2 separate regions of the Homo sapiens genome follow, and region 2 is linked to region 1. The links are chromatin loops, found by intact Hi-C in ENCODE. Cell type or tissue: Calu3. All regions are shown on one strand. Each heading gives the region's core, and the rest is flanking DNA. Links, peaks and the distances in the headings are about the cores only. Region 1 has its middle 70 kb from the start of C3orf38. Region 2 overlaps LOC105377202 (a long non-coding RNA gene).

Region 1 (9,492 bases), core at 3,082-8,081:
GCAGGGCGCGTTGGCTCATGCCTGTAATCCCAGCACTTTGGGAGGCCGAGGTGGGCAGATCACTTGAGTCTAGGAGTTCAAGACCAGCCTGGCCAACATGGTGAAACCCCGTCTCTACTAAAAATACAAAAATTAGCCCGGTGTGGTGGCACGTGCCTGTAATCCCAGCTTACACAGGAGGATGAGGCACTAGAATCCCTTGAACCAGGAAGGTGGAGATTGCAGTGAGCTAAGTTCACACCACTGCACGCCAGCCTGGGCAACAAAGAGAGACTCTGTCTCAAAAATAAATAAATAAGTAAAAATAAATAAAATATAACAACTGCTGAGAAGAATGTCTTGGTATATTGACATTCCGTTCTTAAGGTGTAAAGTCTGCAGCTTGACTTTTGTTAGCATGCTGTCTTCAGGATGACACTCTGAATAAAGGACATTTTTTGATGAGTTCTTCTTTCAAAATGAAGGAACATAAAACTCATAATTTGAAGCTATTTTGAGTACCGCATGTCTATGTTTCTTATGCTTATATTAGAATAATAACTTTTCATTCTACTTTAAATATTCTGATTTAAAGATGCCAGCCCTATTGTCATGAAGCATGTATATGTGAGGTATGCTTGTTTTCCAACAGCCACTGAAATAAAACAATGGAATTTCGAACAAGTTTCTATTGTAGTCATAAATGTCATTGTATAGTGAGAATCCTGGATTCGCCACCAACTCTGTGACTTCTTATGCTGACATGATTGAGTGTCCAGCCTCTCTGGGTTTCAGTTTACTCCCCTTAAGATGAGGACTGGTTTGGATAACCTCTAAGGTTTTTCCAGCTCTCAGGGTCTGTGTAAACTGAGAACCAGTCGAGCCATATGAAACCACTAATAATTCAGGCAGAATGGCCTTTTTTATTGTAAATCTACATAGCTAAGAATATTTCTGAGGCTTCTGAAATTCTAATCACGAGTCATTATAGGTAGTGATGTAGGAGTCACAGAGCAAGCCAAATTACATACAATTATTGTTTAAAAAATACAAAACACAGGCAAGAGAAAGAGGAAAATATAAACCATCCATAATCTTAGCTTCCAAATGTCAATATTCTTAAGATTTTAGTGAGTAAAAGAACGAGGAGGTAGAAGAGTGCTTGAGAAGATGGTGGAGAGAAGAGACAGACAGAGTGGGTGATGAAGCTAATAAACAATACAGCCAGCAGAGATGCGGCTGTATATACTGTATATATAGATGTAAATGATGTAAGATGGTATAGATACAGCATATTATTCTCATTTTTTAACTTTATTTAGTACTTAAAAATAAATATTTTCTAAGGTTAAATTTTTTAGAAGCATCATGATTAAGGACGGCTATACATAAAAGTTCTATATATGCTATAGATATATGTATTCTATATATGTGTATATCTAGATACATATTTATCGATTTTTTTAAATTGTATAGTAAATATCCTAAAGCTAAATGTTTATATGCATCCATAATTTTAGGTTAAATTCCTATACACAAAAAATCATACGGGAATGCTATGCAACAGTTTATGACTTCTGCTCACAATTGACAAGTCAAGAATAAATTAATACTTTGTTAAAGACCTGAGCCACAATTAGGATAAAGTTATGTTGTCGCTAATACAAAGGGAAGGCAGAAGTGAGGAAGCCTCTTGTCCTATCTTGACCTTCATGGTTTCACAATTAGAATTCTGTCTCCTGAAGAGAGATTCAGGTTGGTCCTGCTGAGATGTGAGAAGTCAGGATTATTTGTGAAGTGTCCTGATATAAGGTGACAGAAGCTGTCCTCATTTAATTCATCACCATTCAGTTCTGGATGGAAGGGAGGCAGGAGAAGGAGCACATCAGAGGCCAATCTTCAATATTGCTTTCAGGAGTTCTTCATTTCCGTCCAAAGAAGAAAGCAAAAAAGATAACAGAAGCAAGAACTCTGCAAGAGCGTAGACAGGCCTTTCAATAAATTCACAAAAGAAAGCTACACTCTCGATTTTTAATTTTCAGCCTCTTTGCCCCAATTGTAAAATAAATAACTTATCCAAGCCACCTCTTGAGTTCAGTGTTTCATCTTTGAAGGCTTCTATGAGTTTCAAAGAAGTACATTCACAGACTTTATTTTTCTGATTATTAAAAGTGAAATATCAAGACTTTTCTGATCAGAAGGTCATCTGTTATGATGATTTTGCACTACATTTTTGGGCACACAAATGTTGAGGACACTCCCCTGGGGTGGCTTCTTGAAGAGTTTCAGATTCTGGGATTCGCAATCCCATCTTGATGGCTTCTTCCTCTCACAGTCCACTAAATACTCAGGATCTTACCCTTCATTTTCTTAGACTAGCAGGTGTCCTTAAGCATTGCAAGGGAGGAGCACTGCAGGTGAAAAAAAAAAAGCAGCCCTATTTTTTTCTCCTTTTCTCCTGCTCCTCTAACTAAGTCCTGAATTTTATTTTTTTCGAGGCAAACACCAGTTAACTTTCTACATTCAAGGAGTCTGAACCTCCCTTTCCTGTGAGTAAGGCATTGATGAACTTTAAGAGCAGCCTAACTGCCTAGGTAGCTCCATAGAAAGCATGCATGTCATCATTCTCTAGAATATGTATGCAAGATGGAAGTATATTTATGCAGGCCACCAGGTCTGTCTGGGAAGGGATTCAGGGACATCTGTTCCCTTAGTGCCCAGAATAAAAGCAGTGGTTTTTGTTTTTGTTTTTGTTTTTGTTTTTGTTTTTGTTTTGAGACGGAGTCTTGCTCTGTCACCCAGGCTGGAGTGCAGTGGCGCGATCTCAGCTCACTGCAAGCTCCGCCTCCTGGGTTCGAGCGATTCTCCTGCCTCAGCCTCCTGAGTAGCTGGGATTACAGGCACGTGCCACCATGCCCCCGCTAATTTTTGTATTTTCAGTAGAGACGGGGTTTCACTTTAAGGAGTGTGGAGTGAGCTGCTCTGTGAAGAAGAGGAAGGAAGGAAGGAAGGAAGGAAGGAAGGAAGGAAGGAAGGAAGGAAGGAAGGAAGGAAGGAAGGGAGGGAGGGAGGGAGGGAGGGAGGGAGGGAGGGGCTCATGGATAAGATTCTGGCATTAAGAGACAGGAGAAGCAATAATCAGATGCACTATCCTAAGCAGGGGAGGGGGCTTAAGGAGGATGACTGAGTAGAGTGAAATGGGAAGAATTATTTTAAGACCTTTGTTCTTCCAACAAAGAATTTGCAGTCACCAGCTCCAACAGGGAGGGACTGGTGATACTTAGAGTGCTGGAAATGTTTCTGGAGGAAGCCTCAGGAAGTCACAGAAAGCAAAGGAAACTGCAGTAACTACATACTGTAAACAAGGAGCAAAGTAGCCATGCCATGACAATATGATGAGCAGACGACACCTGTAAAAGCCATATGGCAGATTTCTTCTCTGTAGCCCACTCCACTGTGGAAAGATTTTATTTTAATCAAGGATGTAAATTATAAGTACTCATCATGGGACACAGGTGGTGTGAGACAATAGGCCTTGGAGTGCTGTATTTCTCTTTTTATTAACTTGTGTGTGTATAGTATTCATTCTAAGCAGAGCCTTATATTGAAGCATTATACCCAGTTGTGTGAAAGTAGAGAAGTTAGAAAGTGAGGGAAGTGTCTGTTTCCTGGAAGAGAGGCCATTCCAGGTTTCTGAGGAAGAATTGACATGTAACATGTTTTATCCTCCAAAGAAATAACTCACAGGGCTTTCCTGTCAATGGCTTTTTTTTTTTTTGGCCATAAAAACTAGTAGAAATTCAACATAATCAGAAAGGAGGCTGGGCACAGTGGCTCACATCTGTAATCCTAGAACTTCAAGAGGCTGATGCGGGTGGATCACCTGAGGTCAGGAGTTTGAGACCAACCTGGCCAACGTGGCAAAATCCTGTCTCTATTAAAAGTTCAAAAATTAAATAATTAGCAGGGCATGGTGGTGGCACCCATAATCCCAGCTACTTGGGAGAGTGAGGCAGGAGAATCGCTTGAACCTGGGGGGTGGAGGTTTCAGTGAGCCAAGATGGCGCCAATTCACTCCAGCCTGGGTGACAGAGCAAAACTCTGTCACACACACAAAAAAAAAAAGAAAAGAAAAAGAAAACTAACCTGAAAGAATAAAAGAAATGCTGATGTAACTTTGTGATATGAGGAACTTGAATATTTGTGACAATGAAAGGAAACTAGAGCTCTTCTGGAATTTGTTAAGCAAGATGGGTAATATAATCTAATGAATGAAAAGGGTAACAACTGATGTTCTCACCAGGCTTGCCAAGAGACAATGTGACTGCTTTAAAGAAAGTAAGATTGGGCCAGGCACAGTGGCTCACGCCTGTAATCCCAGCACTTTGGGAGGCCGAGGCGGGAGGATCACGAAGTCAGGGGTTCAAGACCACCCTGGCCAAGATGATGAAACCCTGTCTCTACTAAAAATACAAAAATTAGCTGAGCATGGTGGCAGTCACCCGTACTCCCAGCTACTCAGGAGGCTGCAGCAGGAGAATCACTTGAACCTGGGAGGTGGAGGTTACAATGAGCTGAGACTGCACCACTGCACTCCAGCCTGGGTGACAGAGCGAGACTCCATCTCAAAAAAAAGAAAGTAAGACTAATGATGACTTTAAACAAGGGAATATTTTACATTTTTGTTGGAGTGCTTTGTCCTGCAAGTAAGTGAAATCACAACCCCAAGTAGCCTAAATATAAGGGTATGTGCTTCTCCCCACCCTCACCCCTCACAACCTCATTTGAGGACCACAGCAGGGTTGGTCAAATCAAGGGCATGATGATGTCATCAAAAATCCAGTTTCTGACCGAGCGCAGTGGCTCACACCCATAATCCCAGCACTTTGGGTGGCCAAAATGGGCGGATCACTTGAGCCCAGACGTTTGAGACCAGCCTAGGCAACATAGCAAGACCCTCATATCTACTTAAAATTAAAAAAAGAAATCCAGGTTCTTTCCTTGGCTTTTCCCATTGGCTAAAAATGAACCCTGTAGTTCTGGGGGTTACATGTATGGTATTAACATTCAGAGTCAGAAAAGGGAAGACTCATTCATTCACTGCTTTTTATGACTAAAGAGCTGTTTCCCAGGAACCCCCTGTAGCAATCTGAATCTAATCAGGAGATAGAAATCACACAGTAGGTTAAATATAGAAAGTTTAAAATAAAAATTATTAGCTATAATAAAAGTGACTTTAAGACATGGACAATCTGAGGAATCCAGGCCTTGTTGGAAAAGGTGTGCTTCAGCCACTGGATAGCAAGAAAGTTAGCTAGTTTAGCCAGACCTGCACTGATCTAGAGTTGCTAGGCAAACAGGCAGCCCCAACCCCACCCCCACCCACCCAGTGGAGGGCAAAGACCTTCAGCAGCCCCAACCCCACCCCCACCCACCCAGTGGAGGGCAAAGACCTTCAGAGCTTGTGGGCTGGTGGGAATGGGCTTGCACAGGGGGCTACCCCTTGGGTCCCAGGCAGCTGCATGCAGACCAGCCAGCTCATCTCCAGGCCAAGACGACAAGGTCACAGAGAAATCGTGTTCTGAACCTGTGGCTCAGGCAGGTTCCACTCCAAGTACCCACAACCACACAGTCGCTCCTCAGCTCAGGCTGCAATTGCATGAAGCCTCTGCCTCCTACGATGTTTCTCCAGCGCCCTCTACTGAGAATGCTTAGTGTCATACTTACTTTAAAGAGAAAATCTTAAAGGAATTCTGTTATTGATCATAGAGCATGTATCGAAGGATGCATTCAGAGCTGAGGCAATAAATTAAGAGCTGACACATCCCCAGATGACTTTTCCTTCTATCTCATTGGCCAGAACACATGACATGCACATGCTTAAACCAATAACTGGGTGAACTGAATCACCATTACTTAAGACACATCCCCCAGGGCTGAAAAGGAGGAGCTCTCTTTCAGAAGCACATGGCCCACGATGACATTCAGGGCTCTGTCCTTAGGAGGAAGCCTGAGAACGACACGGGTCCACAGCTGAGAGTGTGTGCCACCATGCACCTTCTGTTCGAATGGTTTTGGATACCACAGTCAGAAAATGAATGGCAGAAACCCAGAGGCCATTGTATCCTAAAAATAAGAAAATGATGCCTGAAGCATCACTATAGCAAAAGTATCTGAAAACAGATGATACCTGAAAATAGAACCTTACAATACTTAAGTAACTGAGGTTAGTCAGAAGACTATGTAACATTTTCATGCTGTGAAAATTATCACTGTCTGGAAACTAAAGTTTTCTTATAAGAAGCAAGAATATTAATCTGCTTCATTTGAAAATAGAGTAGGAGAAAAATTCAAGTACCCATCAATAAAAATGTCTAATCCTCACTTACAGAAGCCTTCAGAAACTATTTTGTCCGCTAACTAGGATCACCATCCTAGTCCCTTGTTACAACCTGACTTTTCCTTTTATTATTTACTAATCTCCCTCTTCTTTTGCACCTCTACGCTTACTCCCCCAGCACAGACGCCTATATGCCTGTCTTTTATGGCCTCATCTTCCCCTTCTTTGTCCTGCTTCCTCCACATGATAAATTCACATGTGCCTACATACACATATACAATGATACTTTCTTTCCTATTCAAAGGGAGTTACAGCAAAGATATGCTTGATGGTGAGAGTGTTGCTGATCACACCTGCTTTATCCAAAATGTAATCTAATGAACGTATTAGTCCATTCTCACGCTGATAATAAAGACATACCACAGACTTGGTAATTTCTAGAGAAAAGAGGTTTAATTGACTCACAGTTCAGCATGGCTGGGGAAATCTCAGGAAACTTACAATCATGGCGGAAGGGGAAGAAAACACGTCCTTCTTCACATGGTAACAGCAAGGAGAAGTGCAGAACAAAAGGAGGGAAAACCCCTTATAAAACCATCAGATCTCAGGAGAACTCACTCATTATCACAAGAACAGTATGAGGGTAACCACCCCCATGATTCAATTACCTCCTACTGGGTCCCTCCCATGACACGTGAGGATTATGGGAACCAGAATTCACGATGAGATTGGGTTGGGGACACCACCAAATCATATCAATAAATGTGTAGAAAAAGAGACATTTTATTCTTTATACAATTCCATTTTTAAGATATTTTTATTTCACATACTATCCTTTCACTAGGATAAAGTCAATTTGACATAAAAAATACTGCAAGTTGCTTTTCCTGCTATGGAATTATCTCTTGCCACCTCTATCAGTAGTCACCTTTAACACATAATGCTTCTCCAGATGGGAATAATCCATTTAGAGAAAGTTACAAGAATTCACCACTGAGAGTCATATTTCTGGGTAACACATAACAAAGCTTTGGTAGCAGTCCAGTGTCATTTCCTTGAAGGTTGATGTGGGATAATGTTGCTGAGGAGTATTTGAAAGCTGCCAAGAACTTCCTGAAGAACAGTATAGTGCCTGTATTTCAGTGATTATGCCACTTTGGGAGAAAGGGGAGGTTGTACTTATCACAAATTTGACTGTGAATATTGAGTTGTATGTATGTAAGACTGCGAAGCTTAACAATTAAATTGTATTTGGACGTGTGACCTAACATTCAGGCCTTATGTAGCATAGCCAAAATGTATAGGAAGCTCTAAGTAAAATGAGACTAAAAGATTTTACGTTGGAGGAGATTTTATGTTGGAGACTAAAAGATTTTATGTTGGAGCATATCTTAAATACATTTTGGAACTGACTTAGGCTCAGTTGATCAATCATTTCAGCACAGGAGGGAGTACAGATAAGACCTGGGCTGAGATACAAAAGAGGAAGCTTCTTTGACTTCGTCTTTCTGAGCAACCATCTCCTTTTCCTTAACCTATCACTGTTACACTTAGCCTGGGAAGTGCCCCCAGTTCCAAAGTTTTCCTTCACTTTCCTTCAATCTTGCTACTCAAGGACTTCCATCAACTATACTTTTTCTCATCCAGATGCTGAGAAAAAAGGACTCAAACAACATGCATGTGTTGGGGAAGGAGCGGGTGCTAGGACTGTCATCTAGCAAGACCAGAAGCTGCGGAGCCCAAGTACCTGGATTCAAATCCCTGTTTGATCAGGCATTAGCTGTACAACTTTGACAATATTATTTAACTTCTTAGTTCTTCCATTTATTCTTCTGTAAAATCTGGATTAAAATAATACCTTCCTGGTATGGTTGTTCTTAGGTTAAATGATTTGATACACATCAAGCCTTTAGAATAATTCTTGGAACAAAGTAAGTATAGATCAAGTCAATATCAAACGTTTTGCAAAATTTGGGTATATAGAAGTTGCTTTAAAAATACAGAAACTTTCAATAATTTGAGTGTAAATAATTTAAGAATATAAAAATTTTCACCAATTTTGACTAGTAGGACAAATGACCAATTAAATGATTGGAATGCTGAATTACACATTCATCTTAAGAAAATTTCATTTTATATATATGTCCAATTTAAGCATGTGCTCCATTTAATAAATCAAATAAATTGAATTTTTGTGAATCATACTATTAAATTAAATAAATATTTGTTGAACAGCTACTATGTGTAAGGTTTTTCCAGTTATTTATCATTGTGGAAAAAACCCTCCTCAACATTTAATGACATAAAACAACAACTATTTTATTATGTTCATCATACTGTAGATCAGGAATTTGAGCAGAGCACAGTGGTAATGATTTTTCTCTGCTCCATAATAATGGATGTTTCAGCAGAGTCAAGATGGTTGGTATAGCTCAACTGGGGCCATATGTCTGGAGCCTCATTTGGCCTGGTGAGCTGAGTTTGTCAGTTCTTCACATCACTTCTGCTGAGGCTGCGATCACAATGACTTCTCCATTCAAGACCTGTTGCCTGCACTAGGATGGCTGGAACAGATGGAGCTATCCAGGTACCTCTCTCTATGTAGCCTCTTCATGTGTCTAGCCCAGGCTTCCTCAGAACATAATCTCAGTTCTCAGACTTTTTACATGGTGGTTCATGGCTCCAAGAGCAAAAACTCCAAGAAGTCCAGGTGGATGCTGCAAAGTTTTTAATGACTTATCCTCTGAAGCCAAGAAACATCATTTTGCCACATTCTATTGGTCAGCAAGTCACTAAGGCCAGCCCAAAATCTAGGGGAGGATAACTAAAAGAATTCTTCTCAAAGGGAGAAAAAGCAAATAATTTGGGTCCTTTAATGTACTTCTAAAATCATTGACTATATATTCCTTCTGAGGTACTGCCCTTGAGAGTCAAGTTTCTCGAAAGAATTGTTTACACAGGCTGTCTCCACTCACTTCTTAATGGCCTTTAATCTGGCTTTAGCTCTTATTATTCCATTAAAACTATTCTTGCAAAGCCACTAATGACCTCCACATTAGCAAATATAATGAAAAATGTTCAGTATCCTTTTTCTTAATTCCTTCAGAGTTTTCGACACAGTTAAACACTTTTTAAAAATACTCTCAGACCAGGCGCAGTGGCTCACACCTGTA
Region 2 (9,492 bases), core at 1,637-6,636, 79 kb before region 1:
CTGGTTCCTAGCCAATGCACAGCATTCATTTCTTTCAACTTGACTCCAAGAAGACTTCCTGACCACCATAAATCATTTGCTTTTGTTGCATTGTGCTGATATTGCAACTTTATTTTCTAGGTACTCTGTTCATTACATCTCTCCCCAAATCAGTTCCTCAGCCAATCTTCTACTTCTCTTATATATTTTAATACAGTATCATTTTTTAAATATAATGAATAAATGAGCAAATTAATGAATAAAAGAACAAATGAGGCTGGATGAGATGGCTCATGCCTGTAATCCCAGCACTTTGGGAGGCCCAAGCAGGAGGATTGCTTGAGGCAAGGAATTGAAGACCAGCCTGGGCAATGTGGCAAGACCCATTCTCTACAAAATTTTTAAAAAAGGAAACTTAGCAGGGTGTGGTGGCACTTGCCCGTAGTCCCAGCTATTCAGGAGGCTGAGGCAGCAGGAATGCTTGAGCCAGGAGGTTGGAGGCTGCAGTGAGCCATGATTGTGTCACACACTCCAGCCTGGGCAACAGAGCAAACACTAACTCAAAAAAAAAGAAGAAGAAGAAAGCATAAGTGAATAAATAAATGAATCAAGGCCATTAACTGCCATAAATTCAGATGAACAGCTGTTTACATAAGTGTTACCCTTTGATTTACAAGCTACCTAATTGAAAATAGAAATAAAACATAAGAAGAGTGAGTTACAGAGTTCCATTTTTTTCAAGATTAGTCAGACAACTAACTTCTCTGGGTACATATTAGATACTTTGGAAAGGTCTTTCAGACCAGTAAAATACCATTTGGTATGCTGAACTAGTCATTTACTGAGTAATACTCTGTATACGTAAAAAAGTCATGTAACGTTTACTCTTTTGTAATCATAGAGCAGCTAAGGCTCTGGGAAGTACAAACTGTCTTTCAGAACTACAATCAGCAACAAGCTACATTTCCAATTTTGCAGAGTCACAAGAAAAAAAGGATTATCTTTTGTAAAATGTTAATAGTCCAAATGTACCTGTATGGTTGCACATCCAATGAAGCTTCCAATGTATTCTTATTTTAATAAAATGCTATTTTTAAGGAGATAACATAAATAATTATCTAATACTTTAAGTGACATAAATTGCATTTAATAAGTTCTAGAGTATTATTCATATTATTCTCTTCAAAAGCATTAGCTCACTTAATTCCCACAACAGCCCTAAGATGATGATACCATCATTATCCCTAATTTACAGATAGGGAAACTGAAGCGTAGGGAGAAAAACCAAGCTAATTAAAGCTAGAGCTGAACTTTGACCCCAATTCTATTCCATTTTTGAGCTCAAGCTTACAATCATTAAAATATATTCTTTGTTATATGCATGGTTATATACATAACCACAAGAATGTTAAGTTTACTTATCTGTTTGGTACACCAATGGATCACAAGTGTTTATATCAATGCCTATCACACATAGTGGGTACTCAATAAGGATTTGTTAAGTGCAAGAATGATAAATAATGAGGACTACCTTGGATCAATACTATGTCAATAATCTCATATCAGTTCCGGACTCAATTAAGTTAGAAGCAAGATATTAACCTGAAACAAAAAAGTGTTAAGTTGTATGGTAGAATTCCTCCTGTCAATCACATGTTTTGATAGTTGCCTCATCATCTATGTAGAGTAAAACTTTTTAGAACATTGATGGTAGGTTAATTTATGATCTCTGTCCAGCATTTATGATAAACGTTAGAAAAACAAGATTATTTTTGCTTTTGTTGAAACCATAATGATTACTATGGTAGGCTTAAAACACATACAAATAATCAATTAAGGACAAAACTCGATATACTGCAAATAGCTATTAAATAGAGTAGGAATTTAATGTACTGAAAAAGAAGACTCATGAACATAGTTTCTTTGAGCCAAAATGACACATCTGTTCACATTTCTCTAAATAGTTGTGATGAATTGTATTGTGCTATGCATATTATCTCAGCTATCTTTTATTATTTCATATAACCAAACCGTTTAAGAAAAAGAGCACACTTTAAATAGCAGAGCTATTAGGTACCAGCAGCCTAAATGGATCTCTATTTTGTAGATTATATTCAATTAATCTGCTACTGTTTATGCAAACACACCTTGTTCTTTCTTGCTTCTGTAATATTTCTCATGCTATTCTCCTGCTTAAAACACTCTTTCTTTTCTTCAGGTATCCAACTGAACTTCAAAGCTCAGCTAGCTCAAACATTATTTCTATGAAAACTTTCCCAAGAAAAATATTGAATTAAAAGTGTGGGAGCAATCTAACAAATAAAATAACCCATCTCCACCAACAGAACTTATGCATAACTTTTCCTTCTACTACTAATTGGTATTGCAGCCTAGACTTACACATCTGAACAGACAAAATTGTGAGACTGTGATCCAGGCAGTGAGACTCCAAAGTCTAGGTATTTATCGCTAAGCGAGATAGATATGGATAGACAGATGATAGGCTGGGTGCCGTGGCTCACGCCTGTAATCCCAGCTCTTTGAGAGGCAAAGGTCTGCAGATCACCTGAGGTTAGAAGTTCGAGACCAGCCTGGCTAACATGGCGAAACCCTGTCTCTATTAAAAATACAAAATTAGCTGGGCATGGTGGTGAACACCTGTAATCCCAGCTGAGGCAGGAGAATTGCTTGAACCCGGGAGGCGGAGGTTGCAGTGAACTGAGATCAAGCCATTGCACTGGGTGACAAGAGCGAAATTTTGCCTAAAAAAAAAAAAAGATATAGATAGATGATAGATAGATAGATAGATAGATAGATAGATAGACAGATAGATAATCACATAAATATAAATAAAGGCATTTAAAATAATGAACACACACAAAGAGCTTGCTTGGCCAGGATTTGTCTGTGAAAGCTTTATCTAGGCTTCAGCAAGGCCTGGAAGAACATGTAAGATTTGAACAGGCAGAAAGCAGAAGAAAAGGCATGTTAGGCAGGAGGAAAATCATGTGAAAAGTTTCAGAGGGGAAAAAAACATAAGTTTGGATAAGTACTCGTAGGGAAATAGATTACAAAAAGCAAGAGATAAATAAAGAAATAAAGTTGTTTGTGGATGAAAAAAATGCCTTGGCAAATAAATGAGATAGTACTTTTTGAGATAAGCTTTAACATATACTTAGTTTTTAACTGTGGGAACACCATGATGAAAGTGATTTTGTTTGTCAGCAACACTTCCTTCTTATCTTTCATCTCCATCTAAACCCTACCTTCTCTTCAATGCAGAAACAAGACCAGTCAGAGGTTATTTGCAGGAATCATTTTGAAGACAAAAATTTCCAAGCAGTCAACTCCAACCAATAAAAAATCTGAATTTAATTATATGAGAAAAAAATAAAAACTTGTATAAAATAAAAATAAATGTTAGAACTGGCACAGAGTAAATGTAGAAAAACTCACTTATGAAAAAAAAAGTACATTTTTTTTCAGGCAATAAAACTAAGCCAGTACTTATGTGGTGGAAAATCTCAACCTACATCCACTTTGTCAGTATTATGGGGTAGTTTTAATTATCAAGACTCCAGAGACTTTCCTCATGTAAGGAAAATATTACTAGAGATATAGGATATCAACTTTCACCCTATATATTATAATACATAGGGGTTATTTTCATGGGTTTTCACCATGGGGGGAAATACTGTCAAACAAATTACTTTCCAGTTTAGAATATTTTCCTGTATATCAGGAGCCAACTCAATAATTTCGAATGCTTTGAGGAGTGAAGCACAGGAAATTCTTTCATCTCTGAGTTGGCATGTTTCCTCTTTCCTCTTCTACACCATAATATTACACTTAGCACTGGTTGGTTAAGCTCAGGCTGGCTGTCCCTTTGCCCTCCACAAACCACATTTACGACCATATTTATCTTACTTGGGACACCAAGTTCAAGCAAAAGGTTCTCGGATCAGGGTCAAAGGCATTAGCAGGTTGGCAAAATTGATTGTGGTGAAGTAGAAATGCCCTTTGTAAAATACCATAGAAGCAAAAATATTGATTTGCTTTGTGTTTTGGCTTAAAAATAATTTCCTATGGTAAACCAGTTCCTCACTAAATACCAATATCACATAGTAACTAAATTCACCAAGTCAAACCATATTTGAACGCTTTTATTGTTGTCTGCATTATAGTTCATTTCCAAGCCAATAACCGTTGACTTATTGTAGCTTCTGAATCATATATTCTAAATATCTTTGTAGACCTGAGGTTGAGTTTTGTCATCAAGCAATACTGAGATAGAATTATTTCCACAGAGAATTATTTTGTTCTACTAATTAGTAAAATATTAAAATCTATCAGGGTTGTATGAGTACACACTAACTTGTATACATAGAAAGCTTAGTAATTCAAGTGCCAGAACGTCATCATTTTTTTAAAGTTTTATATTACATCTCAGGAAATTGCACTTTACCTCCAAGGATGTAATCATCACACAATATCTTAAACCTAGCACACACTTAATAACTACTTATTCATAGACTTATTGTTTATAACGTTCTAAGAGAAAACAAGGCAAGGAATAAAAGTCAGGCTGATATATATTTTCAGAAATATTTCTAATATTTCTATTTCGTTCAGGAATATGAACAGAAAATGAATCTTATCATTTATGTTAAATAGATATGCTATAAATTCAGAACATATTAGAAATAAAAATATTATAAATAAGTAAATAATTTTGGCCCATAATCATTTGGCCATTTGGGGCTTTTTCTAGGCTTAATTGAATTTGTAGTTAACAATAAAAGATGTGTTCTAAAAATAAACTGTCCTCTTCAAAAATAATCTGGAAATGCTCAAGAGTCTTCATCATTTATTCTGACAAAAGTGATCATATTCTTATTTCGCTTTCAGTTTAGCTTCACATTTTGTTTAAAAGCTAAAAAATCTCTCTAGTGTTCCTTGGGAGAATGATTAGCCACCATTAAATAAAGAATCTCAGGAGGCTGGGCTCTCACTTGTAATCCCAGTGCTTTGGGAGGCCAAGGCAGGAGGATCATTAGAGTCCAGGAGTTCGAGACCAGCTGTGGCAACAATGCAAGACCCTGTCTCTACAAAAAATTTTTTAAGTTGCCAGATGTGGTAGTAAGTGCCCGTAGTCTCAGTGAATTAGGAGACTGAGGTGAAAGGTTCCCTTGAGCCCAGGAGGTCGAGGCTGCAGTAAGCTATGATTGTGCCACTGCACTCTGTTCTAAGGCATCTGTTCCAAGATTTCTCACATGAGATTCTGCTTGCTTTCTGTGTCTAAGATGTCTCAACACAGGCTTCTACTATGCGCAGCCACTTGGGATTTTTGTGGGACCTTAGTTTCAGTTGCTCTCAAGAGTATAAGTACAATATAAACTTCCCAGAGTTTAGAAGATTCTACTGTTAACAGAGAATAGAAGATTCATACACATGAATCTTCTATTACATGTACTTGAAGAAACCCTGGGAAAATTCTAGTTGAAACCACTGCTTTAGCATCTTCAATTAAAACCATTTGAGCAAACAGTAAGTTGAAAGCTATGAAAGAATTTTTTTTTTTTTGCAAATAGGCTTCCAAATAGAGCAATATTGGCAAAGGAAACCAAAACACAATTTGTTGTGTTTAAGAACTGCCTAATCCATTTAAAAATAAATAGAGGGACAAAGTTTTCCAGAGAATAGGGTTTATAAAATTTTCGACTGACAGAGAGAGGTTGAGTTGAATAAAGGGAGTAGGGGAGGAGGGATCAAATTTGCCACCTTGAAAGAAAATATTTGTAAAGGTTTTCCAAAGGTAAAAATCAACAGATCTTTCTTCCTGGATCTGCAAGCTACCAGTGAATGTGCCTACTAAAGAAGCATTGCCAATTTATAAGACAATATAAATAAAAAGTATTTGGTGACAGAATCAAGAGACATTCCCTTGTATTCTTCCTAGAATCATCAGATACCCAATTGTTGAAGCCAGATCCTTAGAATTCCTCCTAGACTCTTTCTGTCTCTCATTCTGTCTATTTAGTAAATTATCAGATTTTAAATCCCTTGAATCCCTGGTAAGATTCAGATGTGAAAAAATAAAAAGAGGAGCTGGTACCATTCCTTCCGAAAAGATTCCAAACAAATGAAAGGGGGACTCCTCCCTAACTCATTTTATGAAGCCAACATCATCCTGATACCAAAACTGGGAGAGACACAACAACAGCAACAACAAAAAAACTTCAGGCCAATATCCCTGATGAACACCAATGCGAAAATCCTCAATAAAATACTGGCCAACCGAATCCAGCAGCACATCAAAAAACTTATCCACCATGATCAAGTTGGCTTCATCCCTGGGATGCAAGTCTGGTTCAACATACACAAATCAATAAATGTAATCCATCACATAAACAGAACCAAAGACAAAAACCACATGATTATCTCAATAAATGCAGAAAAGGCCTTTGATAAATTTCAACATTCCTTCATGTTAAAAACTCTCAGTAAACTAGCTATTCATGGAACATGTATCAAAATAATAAGAGCTATTTATGACAGACTCATAGCCAATATAATACTGAATGGGCAAAAGCTGGAAGCATTCCTTTTGAAAACCAATACAAGACAAAGATGCCTTCTCTCACCACTCCTATTCAACATAGTATTGGAAGTTCTGGCCAGGGTAATCAGGCAAGAGAAAGAAATAAAGAGTATAGCAAGAGAGAAAATCAAGTTATCTCTGTTTGCAGATGACATGATTTTATGTTTACAAAACCCTATAATCTCAGCCCAAAAACTCCTTGAACTGATAAGCAAGTTTAGCAAAGTCTCAGGATACAAAATCAATGTGCAAAAATCACAAGCATTCCTTACACCATCAATAGGCAAGCAGAGAGCCAAATCATGAATGAACTCCCATTCACAATCACTACACAGACAATAAAATACCAAGGAGTACAACTAACAAGGGAAGTAAAGGACCTCTTCAAGGAGAAAGAACTACAAACCACTGCTCAAGGAAATAAGAGAGTACACAAACAAATGGAAAAACGTTCCATCCTTAAAGATAGGAAGAATCAATATTGTGAAAATGGCCATACTGCTCAAAGTAATTTAAAGATTCAATCCTATTCCTATCAAGCTATCATTGACATTCATCACAGAATTAGAAAAAACTATTTTAAATTTCATATGGAATCAAAGAAGATCCCATATAGCCAAGACAATACTAAGCAAGAAGAACAAAGCTGGAGGTATCATGCTACCTGACTTCAAACTATACTACAAGGCTACAGTAATCAAAACAGCATGGTACTGGTACCAAAACAGACATATAGACCAATGGAGCAGAACAGAGACCTCAGAAATAACACCACACGTCTACAACCATCTGATCTTCGAGAAACCTGACAAAAGCAATGGGGAAAGGATCTCCTATTCAATAAATGGTGCTGGGAAAATTGGCTAGCCATATGTAGAAAGCTGAAACTGGAGGCCTTCCTTACACCTTATACAAAAGTTAACTCAAGATGGATTAACAACTTAAATGTAAAATCCAAAACCATTAAACCCCTAGAAGAAAACCTAGGCAATATCGTTCAGGACATAGACATGGGCAAAGACGTCATGACAAAAACACCAAAAGCAATTGCAACAAAAGCCAAAATTGACAAATGGGATCTAATTAAACTAAAGAGCTTCTGCACAGCAAAAGAAACTATCATCAGAGTAAACAGGCAACCTACAGAATGGGAGAAAATTTTTGCTATCTACCCATTGACAAAGGTCTAATATCCAGAATTTACAAGCAACTTAAACATATTTACAAGAAAAAAACAAACAACCCCATCAAAAAGTGGGCAAAGGATATGAATAGACACTTCTCAAAAGAAGACATTGATGTGGCCAACAAACGTGTGAAAAAAAGCTCAACATCACTGATCATCAGAGAAATGTAAATCATAACCACAATGAGATACCATCTCACACCAGTCAGAACGATGATTATTAAAAAGTCAGGAAACAAAGTTGATGGCAAGGCTGTGGAGAAATAGGAACGCTTTTATACTGTGAGTGGCAGCATAAATTAGTTCAACCATTGTGGAAGACAGTGTGGTGATTCCTCAAGGATCTAGAACCAGAAGTACCATTTGACCTAATAAATCCCATTACTAGGTATATATCCAAAAGAATATAAATCATTCTCCTATAAAGACACATGCACACATGTTTATTGCAGCAGTATTTACAATAACAAAGATATAGAACCAACACCAATGCCCATCAATGATAGACTGGATAAAGAAAATGTGGTACATATGCACCATGGAATACTATGCAACCACAAAAAGGACTGAGATGATGTGCTTTGCAGGGAGATGGATGAAGCTGGAAGCCATCATCCTCAGCAAACTAACATAGGAACAGAAAACCAAACATCACATATTCTTGCTCATAACTGGGAGTTGAACATTGAGAACTCATGGACACAGAAAGGAAAACAACACACACCAGGGGCTGTTGGGGGTTGGGGGGTGAGGGGAGGGGACTTAAAGGACGGGTCAATAGGTGCAGCAAATTGCCATGGCACACGTATACCTATGTAATAAACCTGCACGCTCTGCACATGTATCCCTTTTTTTAGATGAAATAAAGAAAAAAAAATAAATCTTTTGAGTCTATCTCTCATTTCCCACATCCTCAAAAATTATCTCTGCCACTCCTCGTATCATCAGATTACTCACTGCCTCTTATCCCTTTTTTCACTGCACCTCCTCTTTCTCTGGAGTAAGGCTTTTAATATATTTTTAAATTTCAAATAAGCTTATGTCACTGTGGTGTTTAACATCAATCTCATCTTTCATAGCTCTTCCATATGCACTTTCTAAACACAATGCACTCACCACAGTTTCTCAAAATCATTATGCTTTTGTGTCTTGGAAAAAAAATAATTTCTTTTGTTTTTCCATTCTTATTGACTAACAAGTTTCTAGTAATCAATATGCAGCTCAATTGTCACCTTCTTTCAAAGCCTCCAGCCCCCACCTGTTGCAAGACTTGTTCTTTCTTCTATCATAACACATCACTTTCTTCTATCATAACACCTCACATCATGTCATGATCTGGCACGTATTCTCACCAGGCTTTGAATGCCTGAAGAGGAATTATTTCTTACTCAATTTTAATATGAATGCACAACGTCTGTAATAGATATATGTTAAATAAGGTTCTAGGATTGAAGGAGTGAAATCAGTGGTGTCTTAGATACAATTGCCTAGAAGCACAGCCTGAGAACTGGATTTCCAAGCAAAGGATTTATTCAGGGAGTGCTCTCAGGAGAAGCCTGCAGGATGGCAAGCAAAGGACAGGTAGAGGAAGAAACTAAGCAAAGGTGTAGTGTTCGTTGATGTCTAGCCTCAGCCTAACACTATTTGTAGTTCTGAAACAGTAAGGTCATTTCAGAACTGGGTCTCTTTGAGCCAAGAGAGTCAGGTTTTGAGACCTCTATGTCAG

Evidence for each region. A loop is a pair of places that touch in the nucleus more often than their neighbours do. Peaks named below come from ENCODE experiments on the same cell type or tissue, not always from the same donor. Only the 100,000 strongest peaks of a DNase experiment are listed, where the experiment ranks them.
Region 2: it touches region 1 in a loop (2.5-fold over the local background); 2 of 110 quality-filtered maps call a loop at or near these places.

What each region holds. Positions count from the first base shown.
Region 1 is chr3:88,215,630-88,225,121 of GRCh38, reverse strand. No RefSeq gene overlaps it. Among named protein-coding and RNA genes, the nearest start is that of C3orf38, 70 kb to the right of the region's middle. RefSeq lists an enhancer at 5,589-5,758. In Calu3, for the core only: a CTCF peak has its summit at 5,690 (motif pointing left); a DNase peak (open chromatin) is centred at 5,641.
Region 2 is chr3:88,292,796-88,302,287 of GRCh38, reverse strand. All of the region lies in intron 1 of LOC105377202 (a long non-coding RNA gene), which reads right to left. Among named protein-coding and RNA genes, the nearest start is that of CSNK2A2IP, 41 kb to the left of the region's middle. In Calu3, for the core only: no CTCF peak of the experiment used is centred there; a DNase peak (open chromatin) is centred at 3,887.